Linked DNA regions of Homo sapiens: region 1 is linked to region 2. Evidence: chromatin loops called from intact Hi-C (ENCODE). Cell type or tissue: IMR-90. All regions are shown on one strand. Region 1 has its middle 96 kb from the start of LINC02554. Region 2 overlaps PITPNB (phosphatidylinositol transfer protein beta).

Evidence for each region. Hi-C counts contacts between places; a loop is a spot of excess contacts. Peaks named below come from ENCODE experiments on the same cell type or tissue, not always from the same donor. Only the 100,000 strongest peaks of a DNase experiment are listed, where the experiment ranks them.
Region 1: a loop joins it to region 2, with 6 times the contacts of the local background. A loop is called at or near these places in 3 of 110 quality-filtered maps.

Annotation. Positions count from the first base shown.
Region 1 is chr22:27,402,211-27,410,210 of GRCh38, forward strand. No RefSeq gene overlaps it. Among named protein-coding and RNA genes, the nearest start is that of LINC02554, 96 kb to the left of the region's middle. RefSeq lists an enhancer at 5,454-6,006. In IMR-90, CTCF peaks have their summits at 3,883 (motif pointing right) and 7,284; no DNase peak of the experiment used is centred here; H3K27me3 peaks cover 1,126 bases.
Region 2 is chr22:27,877,857-27,885,856 of GRCh38, forward strand. The region is part of intron 7 of PITPNB (phosphatidylinositol transfer protein beta); the gene reads right to left. Among named protein-coding and RNA genes, the nearest start is that of PITPNB, 37 kb to the right of the region's middle. In IMR-90, CTCF peaks have their summits at 2,266 and 3,146 (motif pointing right); DNase peaks (open chromatin) are centred at 3,155, 3,755 and 7,445; H3K27ac peaks cover 4,294 bases.

The sequences.
Region 1 (8,000 bases), 480 kb before region 2:
ATAAACCAATAAGACAGTTGGTGCATTTCTTCCCAGCCTCCTTCTTGGATGCACCGTGATGGACCAGAAGTGAGGTAGGCGGGCATCCTGAGCAAATGGACCCAGGTACTGAACCACCAGCAGCATGGTTCCAAGGAAGACAATGCTTCCTGGGGGCAGGAAGGTCCCTCCCTCAGGGTCTCTGTGGGATCCAAATATATGAGGGAGATAGAAGGGGAAAGACAAGGACACAGATAGATAGATAGAGGGACAAACATATAGAGACCTGGAGAGAGGGAGAGAGAAACAAAAAAAGAGAAGAAACAGAGAAATAGGAAGGAGGAGAGAAGAACAGGGGGTCTTAGATGAACTAAGCCAGCCAGGAGGACCACGGAGACTCTGATTACTTCCTGCTGGGCAATATTTGGGTAAGGAGCTAAGAAAAAGGCAGAAATTCACTTATTAATATTTTTCTCCTGGTGTCAAATCCATTCCACAGGCCAAGTGGAGGTCCAGCCTCAGGCCTTTATGTGGGACCTAGGGAAGGGAGGCCACCTCACTGGCTCCTGCTTGGGGAGTGGACACTTTCAAAGGGGCTTTCTAGGATGAATGGAGGGGCCAGGCATCCCATGTCGTGTGGGCCTGCACAAAGCCTTTCCTCTTCTGAGCCTCATCAGCCTCGTCTCTAATTACAGCAAATTGTGTTTTCCAAGTTTGCTGAACAAGAAGTGCAGAAAAATTCCCATCCCCTTGAAATGGGGCAGGTCTTTGCAATAGCATAGATGAATGAATACAGCAGAAAGGATGCAGCATGACTTCTGAGATGAGGTCAAGAAAGGTACTATGGCTTCCTCACGGCACACTCTCCTTGGAGAGCTGTGATTGGAACCCAGCTGCCATGTTGTGAGGAAGCCCAGACTACATGGAGAGGCTGTGCTCGAGCATTTCACCCAAAAGCCCCAGCAGGCATCAACTACCTATGTAAGCAAACAAGCTTCAGAAGTTTCCCACTCCCACCCTTAGAGCCATCTCAGTCTGACGCTACATGAAACAGAGACAACCTGACCCTGTTGAACCCTGCCCAACTCACAGATCCACGAGCAAAATTAACATTTTAGGTTGGGTGTGATGGCTCATACCTGTAATCCCAGCACTTCGGGAGGCTAAGTTGGGCAGATCACTTGAGCCCAGGAGGTGGAGACCAGCCTGGGCAACATGGCAAAACCCCATCTCCACTAAAAATACAAAAATTAGCCTGCATGGTGGCACATACCTGTAGTTCAGCTACTTGGGTGGCTGAGGTGAAGGTTGGATTGAGCCCAGGAGGTTCAAGACTGTGGTGGGTTGTGATTACACCATTGCATTCCAGCCTGGGTGACAGAGTGAGACCCTGTCTCAAAAAAATTTTTTTTTATTTAGTTAAATCATTAAAAATCACTTAAAAGTTTTTGTTATGCTGTTGTTGTATAGCCTCAGGCAACTGGATGGATAGGAAACCCTCAGTTGCAGCACTCATGGGCTGAATCGTGTCCCCCAAAAATTTATATGTTGAAGTTCTAAACTTCAGTAGCACAGAATGTTATCTTATTTGGGAATAGGATCTCTAAAGCGGTAATTAAGGTAAAATGATGTCATTGGGGTAGGTCTTGATCCAACACAACTGGTGTCCCTATCTGCAAAAGAGATTAGGACACTGACATGTACAGAAGGAAGATAACATGAAGACAGTGAGGAGAAGACGGCCATCTGCAAGCCAAGGAGAGGGGCCTTGAAAGAAACCAACTCTGCCCACACCTTGACATGGGCTTCTAGCTTCCAAGACTTGGGGAAAGAAATGCCTGTTGTTTAAGCCACTCAGTCTGTGGCACTATGATATGGCAGCCCTGGCAAACTAATACAATACAACTATTGGACCCACTTTCCAGATGAGAAACAAAGCTCTGAGAGTTAGTGCCTCCCCAGGCTCCACAGCTGGCAAGCCATGGAGTCGGCCTGGAACCTTCCTACCTCTCAGGGGTGGCCTCATGTCCTAAACCTGAATGTAGCTACAGTCTATCAGAAATGACCCCTCCAAACCCCCAGGCTGCTACCAGAGCAGACATTACTAATTCATCCCAGAGCACTCTCACTCAGCCCAGATGTGGCCTCAGTCTCTCTAATCGATTCCCATGCAGATGTGGCCTCAGTCTCTCTAATCAAGATTCCCATGGATGGGCCAGCAATGGCCAGAGGGACACTTTTCTGGGCACAGCTCAGTGGAGCCTGCCTAAGGCTGCCTTATTTGGGTCACTCTTTTTTTTGGGGAGGTGTGCATTCTGAGGCTCTACGGGGGTCATTATGGTGCAAAGATTACCCCAGATGGCACCTGTGGTTAACTTACTAGCACAACTGTTACATGGGGTCTATAAGATAGGAAGTCAGGACTCTGCATAGAGAGTCATCCTGGCTCACGTGACCCCCAGGGTAGGGCTGGGCCACAAAGGGGAAAATTACTGATAAATATTATCTTCAAAGAAACCCTCCTCCCCTACACAATGCTAAGCCATTGAAGTTTATCAAAACCACAGCGTTGGAGTCAAGTGATTCTCATGCCTCAGCCTCCCGGGTAGCTGAGACTGCAGGTGCACGCCACCACACCAGGCTAATTTTTGTATGTTTTTTAGTAGAGACGGAGTTTTCACCACGTTGGCCAGGCTGGTCTTGAACTCCTGAGCTCAAACAATCCGCCCTCCTTGGCCTCCCAAAGTGCTGGAATCGCAGGTGTGAGCCACTGTGCCTGGCTTTTTTTTTTTTTTTTTTTTTTTAAGCTCCCTGGTAATTTTCTCAGAGGCTGAGAACCCCTGATATAAACTTCACCGGAATCTGGGGCTGCAGAGGGGTTCCTGGGTTGGAGGGTTGCCATAGCTTCTTCTCCGTTTCTTGATGGGGCAAGCCTCCTCCTACTACAGGACCTTTGCGCAGGCTGGTCCTTCCACCTCCACAGTTTGCAGGCTCCCAATCCTCCCTTAGGCCTCAGCTTTAATACCTCCTCCTTCAGGCTGTCATTCCCTGATTACCTGCCTCCCTCCCTCTTCCCTCTCACTGTTCCCTCTTCATTCCCTTCCAATCTCTTGTAATGCTTCCTAAGTTTGCATTCCGGGGCATTTTTTGTTTGTTTGTTTACTGTATTTCTCCCCACTAAACAGTGAGCTCATGTGATCCATGACTATCTCTATGCCCTTCACCATTGGACCCCCAGGGCTGAGCACAGGGCTCAGCACATACTAGGTGCTCATTAAATATATAGTGAAATAATTTAATGGCAAAAACATGCATTCTCCTTCCTCTCTGAGCCTCACTGTGTTGTGAGGATTAAATGAGTTAATTGCTGTAAAGTGCTTAGAAAGTTCCACCTCGTGTTAATTAAATGAGCTGGCACTGAGCAAATGCTGAGCACATGGCCTGACCCACAGAACATTTTCATTGCTGGTGAATAATTACCATTATTATTATCACTGTCATTGTCATTGTTGGTATTATTTATCCTCTATTCAGCGCAGAGTAGGCGCTTAATAAAACTGTGAACTACCGAAGTGATGTAGCCTTGGACCAGCCACAGGGATGGAGGATGTGGCTGCTGGAGGAAGCCTCCAGGCCAGTCTGATGTGGTGAGGATAGCATGGCTCAGAGAGGGGAATGCACTGCCCCAACGTCACCCAGCAAGTCTAAGCGAGATCCAGCCCCAGAAATCTAGGCTTTCCTCTCTACTCATGGCCGCATGCCCTTGGGCATAGCTCTTCCCCTCTGGGCCCTTGTTACATCTGTGTAATGGGCCTGGGGTTGCAGCAGGGATAGGGAGGTTAGACACAGGTCGGTCCCCAGCCCCCAAGTTTGCCCCATGGTGACATGGGTGGCCACTTGGTGGCACTGTGGAGTCACCACCGACTGGCAGCCACCCGAGGAGCCCCAGTCCAGTGCAGCTTGGCCAGGAGACCTCAGAGGGTGCTCTGCGCTGACCTCCTTCCAGGTGGGGAAACTGAGGCCCAGAAAGGGGCAGCCATGCCTTTACCAAAGTCATGCAGCTAGTCTAAGAAGACTTTAAAAGGTAGTTTATTGAACACCTACTATGTGCCAAGTTTGCAACTGTATCATCCAGTTTCCACAACAACCCAAAGGCAGGAGATAGTCTTTCCATATTCCAGATGAGGAAACTGAGGCACCAAGAGCTTAAGTGGAAATATGGGAGCAATGACAATCATGACAGTAGTGGTTAATATTGAGTAAGTGCAACACATGTAAACAATGGCAATGAGTCAGGCCAGTCCCACAACCAATCCAAGACTTGGACACCAGTACTGACCCATTTTACAGAGATGGAAACTGAGGCTCAGAAAGATGAAACCATTTGCAGAGATCACACAGCCAGGAAGTATCTGCTGCCAGGACATGTCCCTGCCCAGAGGGAACCAGGCCTAATTCCTATCTACTCTCTCCCCAACATTCCAGCCTCAGCCTCAGGCAAGCTTGGGCCAGCATAGCCAGACCTAGGCCTCCAGGGATCAGGGAAGGCTCAGCCTCTTCTCAAAACCCACAGCCTGTCTAGACCAGGCTCCTTCCTGTGGGCTGCCATCAGGGGTCTGGGTGACCACTGGAATTTGGGGGCATGAAGGCGTCCCTGCTTCTCCCCACATCGCCCAATAGCCCCTGCTCCAGATGTGAGCAAGGGTTGCTGCCGTGAGTCCTGGGATGGTCTCCAGGTCTCTTAAGGAAGAAGAAGCAGAGCAGAGGCAAGGAGGGAGACGTGGGGTGGGGGATACAGAGCAAAAGTGACAGAGAGATCATGAAATAGACGGAGACGCAGCGTAGAGACAACGACAGGAAGAGAACAAGAGAGAGCGCCAGAAAAACAAATTAAATCAAAACCGAACAAAACAGAGAGGGAGCGACAGAGCCAGAAAGAAGGGAGTGAAGAGAGGTGCATATTGAGATGGAGACAGACAGACAGATGACGGGGATACAGACTGAGAGAGAGACAGAGACTGGGAGCCAGGAAATCGCAGAGACAGACAGGGACAAAGCGGCGGGGTGCCACAGAGACAGGGAGAGATGCGAGGAGGGGCAGAAGATGGAGACCCGGGGTGAGACAAGGACCAAGGGGCACGAGAGCAAATTCTGGGGTAGCAGACCAGGAGGTCAGGCAGAGACTCAGCAGAGAAGGAAAGGCCGGAGGAGGCTGAGAAGAGAAAAAATGATCAGAGAGAGAGAAGCAAAGAGGAAGGCGACAACATACAGAGGGCAGAGGAAGGGGAATAGAGGAGGGAGGAAGACCAGACAGTCAGAGGGTGGAGGCCAGGGCACGACGAGGGTAGCGGCGGGATCAGGGGTCCTCCCACCCCGTGGACCCTGAACTGGCCCCTGTCCACTGGGCAGCCAGGGTCTTCCACCCACCACCTGCCTCCATACCCCAGAGCTTTTCCCTCCCAGCAGGGGCCTGGCCAGGGTCCTGGAGGGCAAAGGTCAGGTGGGTGGACTCGCCGGAGCCCCCAGGAAGGCATCTTTCATTTCCGCCTGCTCAGCAGGCTCCAAGCACATCGTTTGCATAAAACAATATTCCTGTGGGGGATGCTAATGCGCCCTGCTATTTTTGCCTCTCCTGGATTGTGGTTTGCATACATTTGCATACCCTGGGAGAATTAAGCAGGAATCATGTAAATGAGCCCACCAGCTTGGAGGCGAAGGGGGACCTGGGCTCCCTGCCTCCCGACAGGCTGTGCTGGCCACATCCTTCCCCTGGGGTCACCCTGGCAGGACAGGTTAACATGGAAGGATCAGCTACATGTCTCTCCCAACCTAAGGCTGCTGTCCACTCCAGGTTTGGGGTAGCCAGAGGCAGTTTTCAAAAACCCAGATCTGAGCCTGTCACATCCTTCTTTAAACCTTCCATGGCTTTTGGAATCCTAGGATGGAGGCCAAACTCTCCCTCTCCCCCATAGCCACAAAGACCAACCCCTACCAGCCCCTCTAACCCACACTCTCTTCCTCCCCAGCCTCCACCCACAATGGAACTTCCTCCCGTCAGGGCTTCCCCTCACCACACTTCTGCAAACCACAGGGCCTTTGTACATGCTGTCCCCACTGGCTGCAATGTTTTTCCTTCTTTCTCTTCACTTCCTTACAGCTAACTCATCCTTCAGACTCCAGGCCAAGTACCATTTCCATAGGGACGCCCTTCCTGTCATCTCTGACCTTATCCCTCCATGAAGTACCCTGTTAGGTAGCTGGAATTATTATCAATGCAATAACTTCCTTTGTGCCTGACTCCTCCATGAGACTGTGAGAGCCACTGCCCCCGACACAATACCTAGCGGTGCCGCCAGGTGTTCCTGGCCTTAGTTTAGGTTCCCAATTAATATTTGTTAAATGAAGGTGGCAGACCTGCAAATTTAGCCTCGAACCTGGAGTCCTCAGGAGCCCAGCCCCCAACTCCAGTGGTACACAAGAAGTTTTTAAAAATATATTAATTGAGAACCTACAGCGTGCCAAGCACTGGGTAAAGTATTTGACATATACTGTCTTGGGGACGCCTCTACATCTCTACAAGGGAGGTGTGGAAATTGTGTGCATGTTACGGAAAGTAGGGCCTCTGGGAAGGAAGGCCACCAGGTTCAGGTCACACAGCATGCCTGTGGCAGAGCTAGCAGTCCACCCCAGATTCGTGTGCCCTAGAGGCCTTAGCCCGATCGCTGCACATTTTCCCCTGACCTTCTGGGTGACACGCACCCAGCACACACCTAAGTGGTCTCATGAAAAGGTTGCATGGATTTACACAAGCACATGCAGACTCACGAGAGAATTTGAGTTCACCAGAGCGCACACAGCTGTTGCCTGGCCTATTCGTAACTACCTCATACCCACTATGGAAGTCTATGCCTCACACCTGTGTGCTCCCATACTGACCTACATAGACTCGTGAGCGCACACACACACACACACACACACATACATCCCTCCAGGCCTGCACAGACCTTCACTTAGCCATTCAGCAAACACTTCGTGCAGAACCACGGCATCTAGACTCTGTGTCAAGAGCTGGGGGTATCAGGAAAATGGCATAGATTGACTGGATCTTGCTGGCCAACTTGGGGCTTCCTTTCTGCTGACTTCCCCTGAGGGTGCGTATCTGATCCACACACATTCGAATATCCGTTCACACTGCGCAGGCTCTATTGACACAGGAATGCATAGTTCACAGGGTGCAAAGGCGTGGAGATACACTGTCACACAAGCAAACGCACGGCCTTCTGCAAGCCCGCAAGAAGCGACCACAAGGGAGTAGAGGCTGACTGATCCATCACCATCATTTTCAAGGGCAAACAACTCGACCAGGGTAATTCAGGAAGTCATTGTCTGCTACAGACCTAGACAGAGCTTGAGCAGCCACAGAGCTAAAAAGCCCATAAGTTTGACCCAGATAGGCCTAGGCTCTGATTGGCTCCTGCGCTTATAGGGTCACTTTCTTGCTGAGCCTAATTTCCCCTTCTGCAAAATGGGAATAGTAGACATTTTTTTCTCCAAAGGTCTGGGTGTGTTGGTTGCTTCCACTGTACCGGGCATATGGTAAGGACCCAATAACAGGCACTCTATAATAATTATTATTATTGTAATTATTATTATATCCCTCCTTCAAGTCTCAGGACTCCTGTGGTCCTGTGCTCTGAGCTGCCCCACTGCTCCATCCCAGAAGTCTGATACTTCCACACTGCCTTCTCCTGAGGCCAGGGTCCTGTGAGCATACAGAGGGTAAGGTTGAGAACATGTTTAAGCCTCATAGCAGGCTGGGCGTGGTGGCTCACACCTGTAATCCCAACATTTTGGGAGGCTGAGGCGGGTGGATCACCTGAGATCAGGAGTTCGAGACCAGCCTGGCCAACATGGTGAAACCCTGTCTCTACTAAAAATACAAAAATTAGCCAGATGTGGTGGTACATGCCTGTAGTCCCAGCTACTTGGGAGGCTGAGGCAAGAGAATTGCTTGAGCCTGG
Region 2 (8,000 bases):
TACTAGAGGTGAGGCTAAGTGTAAACTAAGGAAAAGAGGACCCAAACCACAAGCATTAGCAACTCCTTGGCACCTGCTTATAAAAGATCAACCCCTATTTTCTATCCTGTGGAGAGGGGGTGTTTTACTGGGCAAACATAAAAGCTTGAGAGAGACATTAGGATCCTGCAGCCTGTTATATAAAATGCTTTCCTTTAGCATACAATGATTAATTAGGTGTCTATTAAAATAGCTCAAAGATAATCATTAAGTTTTAAATGCATGGGTATTGCAGTTCAACTTAGCAAGGCTTATTTCCTCTAATCACATCCTAAAAATAAAGCCCAGGATGGGGAATAAAGCTGAATTAAATATGAAGATAAATAACAAACATCATTTATTAGCACTGCCCTGAATTTTCCAGTATTGTGGCACCTAAATGAGTTCCTGGATCCTATCACTGTTGACCCTAATGCCAAACGAATAACTAACTCAAGCTGACAAAATTCAAGCGAGACTCCAAAGAGTAAGTAAGCCCATTAAAAAAAAGTTTACATTAAATTTTGCAAAAGCAAATAACAGAGGTGTAAAGAGAAATAACATTTACTAACTTGTTTAAGAAACTGATTTCAACAGTTATTTTCAAATAAGCAGCTTTCTTTTCTATTTTTAATTACATCTCCCCAGTGACTCCTCAACCTTTCAGGTTCCCACAGAGTACCATTAATATAGTATAAGTAAATCTCATTAATTCAGGTCCTACTACCTTGGAATACATAATCATTCAGACAGGGGCTGGGCTGAAGTTTATCTTTGCATGATCTATGAAAAAAAGATTTGCTACACAAATTAATAGAGTAACAAGATCTCAGGAGGGCTGTTTAAACAGTTCAGAAGTGTTTTAGAGCAATTCAGAAGCATTCATTTGCATATAATTATTATGCTAATTACAAATCATTCTTATCTATTCATTAAAGCAGATTCCCAAAGGACCACTAATTGTCAATAACTTGTTGGCCTAGTTTCTGTTACTGAATGTACCTCAGAGGGACAAAACTGCATTAAAAAATATTCTATAATTCAGTCCTCTCATTAAACCTTACTGGCTTTCCACCAATGAATCCTAAAAGCTGAATTTTAAACAACTGTATTGAGAACTGAGAAATGCAGTCAAATCTACACCCCTGAACATAACACTTTTTTTTTTTGGTAATCTTTCTGATCTCAAAGAGACCCTCCATAGAGTCCTGAGATGGTGGGGGTGAGCCTGGCATGTGGGTGGTGGGAGCACTGCTAGGCTAGAGCACAACTAAACTAATCGTTCATTCCATTCTTTCTGATCTTATCCTTATCCCCAACACTGTCATGTTTATGGAGGCAGACTCCTAAAGCCTTTGGAAGGATACAAATTAATAGAGAAAGAGAAAGAAATCAGAATTTCAGCCCCAAGAAAAGGTTACAAACAGATGGCTATGTGATACACTCCATATCCTACAACACAGCAAGGAAACCAAATAGCTGTGCTCCAGGATAAGATGAGAAAGTGAGGCCCAATGGAGCAAGCTCTTGAGATTCCTGTATAGCCCAGAGCTACTGGGGCTAGTGAGCTGCCTTAAGCAGCTGCCCATGGGCTACACCCCAGCACTCTCCTCAGGGGGAGGTGGGTTCCTGCTTTGGGCAGTTCATGCACAAATATAGAATATATTTATTATTGTAATATTGTATTTATTACTAGTATATGTTTATATATTATAACACTTAAAAATGAAGATATTTCAAACTCTACTACCAATGAAATGAGTTTTAACAAGTTAATTCCATAAAGGTGTTTGTTAAACATTACATATTTTAAAATTATACTGCATATACCTGAAATGTAAGTGATACATTTAGAAAAGTTTTATTTACAAAAAGGCATGTTTCCTTAAATGACAGTAAATCACTGAACATATTATATCAATTTCCTTAAACTGAAATGGGGGAAAACACCCTAGTAAAAATTCAGAGTGAGCCCTCTCTCACTCTGAATGTTAGTCCATGATTTGGCCTTTAGCTTCTAAGTCCCAAGATTCCATTTAGTCCATTAGCATTAAGTTAACAAATATTCAACATGAAAAAGTTAAAATATGAAAAAAATTAAACATTTTTTTAAAGTAAGAACAAAATCCAATAAGCAACATCATTCCTGCTACCATTTTGAAGCACACACTTATGTGTCAGGCCCCCACATTCTCCCAGTTAATGCTCAAAAACTTGAAATAAAGGTACTGGACTATCACCACCACTAGGGGCAGGGAAGTGAAATTCTTTGCCAGAGTCCACCATCACTGAGCAGAAGAGCCAGGACTCAGATGCTGCCCTGTCTGACACCAAAGCCAACCATGATCCTTTATTGAAAAAATGTGATTTACATTCTACCATTTGATTAGACTCAAGTACCTGAAGGGACGCTTGCTCCCTCTCAGCCTAGGGAGCCTTCCTTAAAAAAGAGTTTACATGGCTGAAAAGGGGCTTTTATAAGAAATGCACTGTAAAAACTTGACTTGGAGCTGTTTATGCTTATTTCTTTACAAATATCTGCCATGAGCTGCTCAAAAACATTTTCTGACTCTCAGAGAATTTTATCCCCCACCCAAGGAACTAGAGCAAATCCTATTCACACCCCCATCACCTCCATTACCCTCCCCGCCTTTTTACTTTTAAAACATGGAAGAAATTAGGAATAAACCTTAAATTAATAATGGTTTCTAGTGAAAAAGCATTTTGTACAAAACATGCTTGTACACACCGATTTTTTTTTTTTTGAGATGGAGTTTCGCTCTTGTTGCCCAGGCTACAGTGCAATGGCACGATCTCGGCTCACTACAACCTCCGCCTCCCAGGTTCAAGCGATTCTTCTGCCTCAGCTTCCCGAGTAGCTGGGATTACAGGCACATGCCACCATGCCCAGCTAATTTTGTATTTTTAGTAGAGAGGGGGTTTCTCCATGTTGGTCAGGCTGGTCTCGAACTCCCAACTTAGGTGATCTGCCTGCCTCAGCCTCCCAAACTGCTGGGATTACAGGCGTGAGCCACTGCACCCAGTTAATAAAATTTTAAAATCCTTGCTAATGTTTAAGCAAGCACGACATAAGCAATATGTTGTTTTCCCACAAGAGGGCACTATCCAACCATGCCTTCGAATATAGTGGACATTCTCTAAATCTACTACTGGAAATGATCTGAAAGTGTGTGACCATGTAAGGCAGTGGAATAATGTAGGAAACATTTTCACATTTCTTTTTAATAGAAAACATGCCTACATTTATTTATATCTTCTTTGAAGATGGGGGAAAAATCTCTAACTTACTACAAAAGACCTTGACAACAGTCTGTTTCACAGTAAAGGCAAGATGAGACAGGCGTTTGGCAAACAGAAATTTCTTAAGCATAAGCAAAATCACTGCTACCACAAAACGTGTATTTGAGGTGCTTTCTCCCTAAGTTCAGGAAAGCTACTATCACATGCATTCATCTTGAGTTAGGAGCTGGGTCACAATTCTCATGTTTTTATTATGCACACATAATAAAGAGTTTTTGGATCACACACCCTAGTGATAAGTAACACATTTTTAAGACAGAAATGAACGTCTAGGTTCATTTTAACAGCAAAAAGACATGGTACTCTACTGAGATCAAGTGTGTCTCTGCTCATGCTGAAGAAAACAACCAAAGCAGCATTTGGCAACCATAGGCCCGGCTAGGACTGGCTGGATCTCAGCCACAGACTTCTAATAAACAAAAGCTCTTTTCAGGTCTAAAGAGCCGGGTAGCCACTGCACAGCTCCAAGAAGCAGAAAGCCCTTCTTAGGAAATAAGCAGCAGCAGTTGGAACAAATGTAACATCTAAAACACAGGAGCTTCTTGAAAGCTGTGAGAGAGAACCAAAAGGACTGCTGACCATTTAGGGTATCATCTACCAAAAATTAATTTGGAGGATATATTAGGTTGACCCATAAGAAAACGTCATTTCTGTAGCTCAAAAGCTTACAAATACTAACAACTTCACATGGCTTCAACCAATATTTAACTTTTTCTGGTCATGTTCCATCATTCTTTTTCATTTTGAAAAGAAAAAAGTTTTAATATTATAAAGATTATTTAGAGAGTGCAATGACGAAGTTTAGTAAAGCATGTGTTACCAAGACTATCTACACAAGTATGTAACATCTGGGCATTGTCTCAGAGAATGTATGATCAAAAGAAAAGATACACCAAATCCTTCTGAGAGCACAAGAGACAAGCACTGCTTAAGGTGTGACCAAAACTTACATGCCCCTAAGATTCAATCCAAATAAATTAAACCAAGTTTCATCAGTTTGCCAACTTTTAGAAAATAATATGTTTAAAAAGAGCAAAATACCTTTTTTTTAAACAATATACACCCATGGTTTAAAACAATTAAGAAGTGTCAGATTGCTCACTAAAAAAACTCAAAAAATGGAATGGTATGTTCGAAATGAAAAGAACTAAATGTATGGAAAAGCAAATCATTTATGTTCATTCCCAAAGGCAACTGAAATTTCAAAAAACAGGTACTGGCTTAGTATATTCCTGCCCTCAACTAAAACAGGACACTGTTCTTACTACCAAGACATACTCACCAAATAAAGAACAAGCAAAAAGTACAAACTTTAAAGACCAATTCAGTTTCTTTGACATCACAATCCTTAAAAAGATTAACCTGAGACTTCTACAAAGCTGCTCAGAAACAGTTTAGATAAGCCCAACAATCCCATTATAGTCCTTTGACAAGCAATTAAAATGTCTGTTCATTTAGTAAACTGCAAAACTCCAAAACTCGTGGCTCCGATTAGTCTTTGAACTTTGACTATGGCTGCAGCCTGGTGCCCAGCACTGGTCTGTATCAGCTGTAAGGAAAAATAACCCTCTGGTGAAGGAGCACTCACATACTACACAACCAACAGTTGGAACTTGTAAGTCACTTATACACACTTCAGCATGTCCGCGATTAAGAAACTCACTCTCTTTAGACAGATACAATTGTTCCTTTAACTGGAGAAAGATTTATCCACAGTAACACAAAACAAACAGTAAGTTCCAATAAATGTTTATTAAATGAACAAATGAGAAAATGTATGAGTGGTGTTCCCTGTAAGTACCCACACCAAAACACATCTTTGGGTGTCCAATCCTTTTACTCTATTGCACATATGCGAACTTCAAAATACATCAGAGTTCAGCAGTTGTGGGAGGAGCTGACCAAGACTACTACTGATAAAAACTGGGGTTTCAGGGGACTAGGGAAGAGGGATGGAAGAACAGCTGCTGCCTGTTTCCTTCAAATAAATTAAGAATGCTCTTAATCAACATATTGCAAAGGAAGAAACATCATACAGCAAAAAGTTGTTCTCGAATGACAAAAATAAAGTCAGGAGCTCTGCATTAGAGTCCTGGCTCCCCTTCCACTGCTTACATGGCTGGGGAGTTACAGCAGTTCCCTGGGCTACAAATTCTTTTAACAGTAAAAATAAAGGTTGAGGGGAATATTGTTGGACCATGGCCTCCAACTGAGATTCCTTCTGCTTCCAAAATCCTAGAAGGGTGCCTATGCTACAATCTTCACCATTAATAATGTATACTAGAATGCAGCTTCTCAAAGGTGGGCATGCGCAGGAATGGCCTGGAGGGCCAGAAAGAGCCCTGAGCCCTACTCCAAAGATTCTAAACAGGGAAGGGGCAACAAATTTGCATTTCTAATAAGCTGCCTGCGGGCAGACCACACTTGAATGCAAAGGGACTCAGGGTTTTGGCTTGAGTCCTAATAAAGGCTTTGACAGGCAAGCTCTGAAGTTAGCTAAAAATGCTCCCCAGCGACCCTCAGGGGCTCTAAAAAGAACCACCTCTTAACTTCCAGGCAATCTTCAGAGAACTGGACTAGTGGACAGACCCAACCCACAACTGGAAGTCATGCATGTACAGACCTGCCTAATGACCATGGTCTCCAAAGGAGACCAAACTGGGGACAGGACGGGGGAGGTGTGAGTGAGCTGGACTCAGCAGAGGTGATTCAGGTGTTGCAAAGGAGGCTGAGCTGATTATCAGCAGCCTCATGCTCCCACTTGGGAGTGCCTGTGTCCTCTGGGGTATTAAGAAAAAAAATGTGACTAGTGAGTGGACCCACAGCTTTGCTGCAGAAGCTGGTGCTGAAAAAGCTGCTTGCACGAAGTGTTTCTGCTGGAAAGAGATGTTGCAGACTGGTCCAGAGTCTCAACAGCAGCAACAACCCAGGGACCACACAGTGTAGGGAGGGAAGGCTGGCTGCCTGGGGCAGGCAGGAGGGCTGCAGCACTCGAAGCCCGTAATTGTGTCCCCATTACCCCCTGGGGGGGACATCTGCAAATGAGGAAAGGTACCAGAAAAAAGGATGGAGATTTTGGGTAAATATGACAGTGGAAATTATATTCATGGGCAGGTAAGGAAGAGGCACATGAGAGTAACAACTAGTGTGAAGTTAAAAAGGACAAAAAGATGAACGTGATATGAATGAAATCTGAGCTTTATCTTAGGAGCACAACAAACTTACTGCGTAGCCCACAAAACAGGGACCCCTCCTACTCTGCAGGGAAGTTCCCTATCAATCAGGGCATACCCTGCACATTCTGTGACCCAAAACGAATATGGCACACGAGTTTCTAGCTTGTGTCTCTTCCTTTCAAGAACATCATCCTTGGTGATGCTGAAAAGCCATGGTCTTGGCACTGTGGTCACACAATGCTAATGCTTGATCTTGAACCATCTCATTTAGGAAAAATTTCACCATGAACTGAAGCATTACACTCAAACATGCTGAAAGACGAGGGGAAAAATTTCATTCTCTCTTTAAATTTGATTCATTTCAATATTAAATGGATCCCGATTTTTAAACTACATCTCTCAATTTAATGCTTTTATATCATTATTTCCTTATTATTAACATGTAAAAAACACTCAGATGTTAAGGTGCATCACTTTTAGGTATGTAAGCCTTAAAATTTTGGATTAAACATTGTTTCTACTTAAAAAGTACCTTGAAAATTATACAAATAAAGTCACATAGTATGTACTATAGAGGAAGGCTGATACAATCCTTTCTTGTTATACATAAATATCTAAAAATGTGGTTCCAATTTCTTTTTTTTTTTCTAAACCATGCTCATTTTCTTTCAAATTACTTCCAAAAACGAAGGTCTCTCTGATGTTAATCGTGTGTATACTTCAGCTTACACTTTAAAGAGTCTTCCTCTCCCGGGAAGTGACTTTTGTATATAAATCATGGAAAGCTACTTAGACAAAGTGCTGGAGATGATTAAAAAGAGCCAGATTCAAATTTATACCTAAAAAAAAAAAAAAAAAAAAAAAAAAAAAAAAAAAAAAAAGCAGAAGCAGATGTCAACTGACTCATTTGTGTATATTTTGGAAATGTGCTGAAGATATGCATGTGCATTTCATCAGGACATTTAAGGAATCCTAAACTTTTTACTGTGGTTGTGTATCAGTGACAACTTTAGAAATTAAAAAACTTTAAAACTTACACTGTGGTGTTTTATGCTGGATACTCCTGGTTCTTACTACAATTTGATCTAACCAAAACACTTTTTAATCTGACCAAAAAGGTATTTGCTCATTTAGAAACAACACTCAGAAATTTTATTTTCTTCAGACAGTCTCTGTTGCCCAGGCTGGAGTACAGTGGCATGATCATAGCTCACTGCAGCCTCGAACTCCTGAACTCAAGCAATCCTCCTGCCTCAGCCTCTCAAAATGCTGGAATTGCAGGCATGAGCCACTGTGTCTGGCCAAAATTTTTAGAATTTAAGGCATATAATATATATCTTATCCAGAATTACTAAAGAAGGAATTAAAGTAGATTTTATTTTTTCATTTACTATTTGAACAATAAAAACTTCAACTCCTCCAAAAAGCCTTTTCTTCTTCTTTTTTATAATACTAGACAGAAAAAACATTTGCAAATTCTCTCTG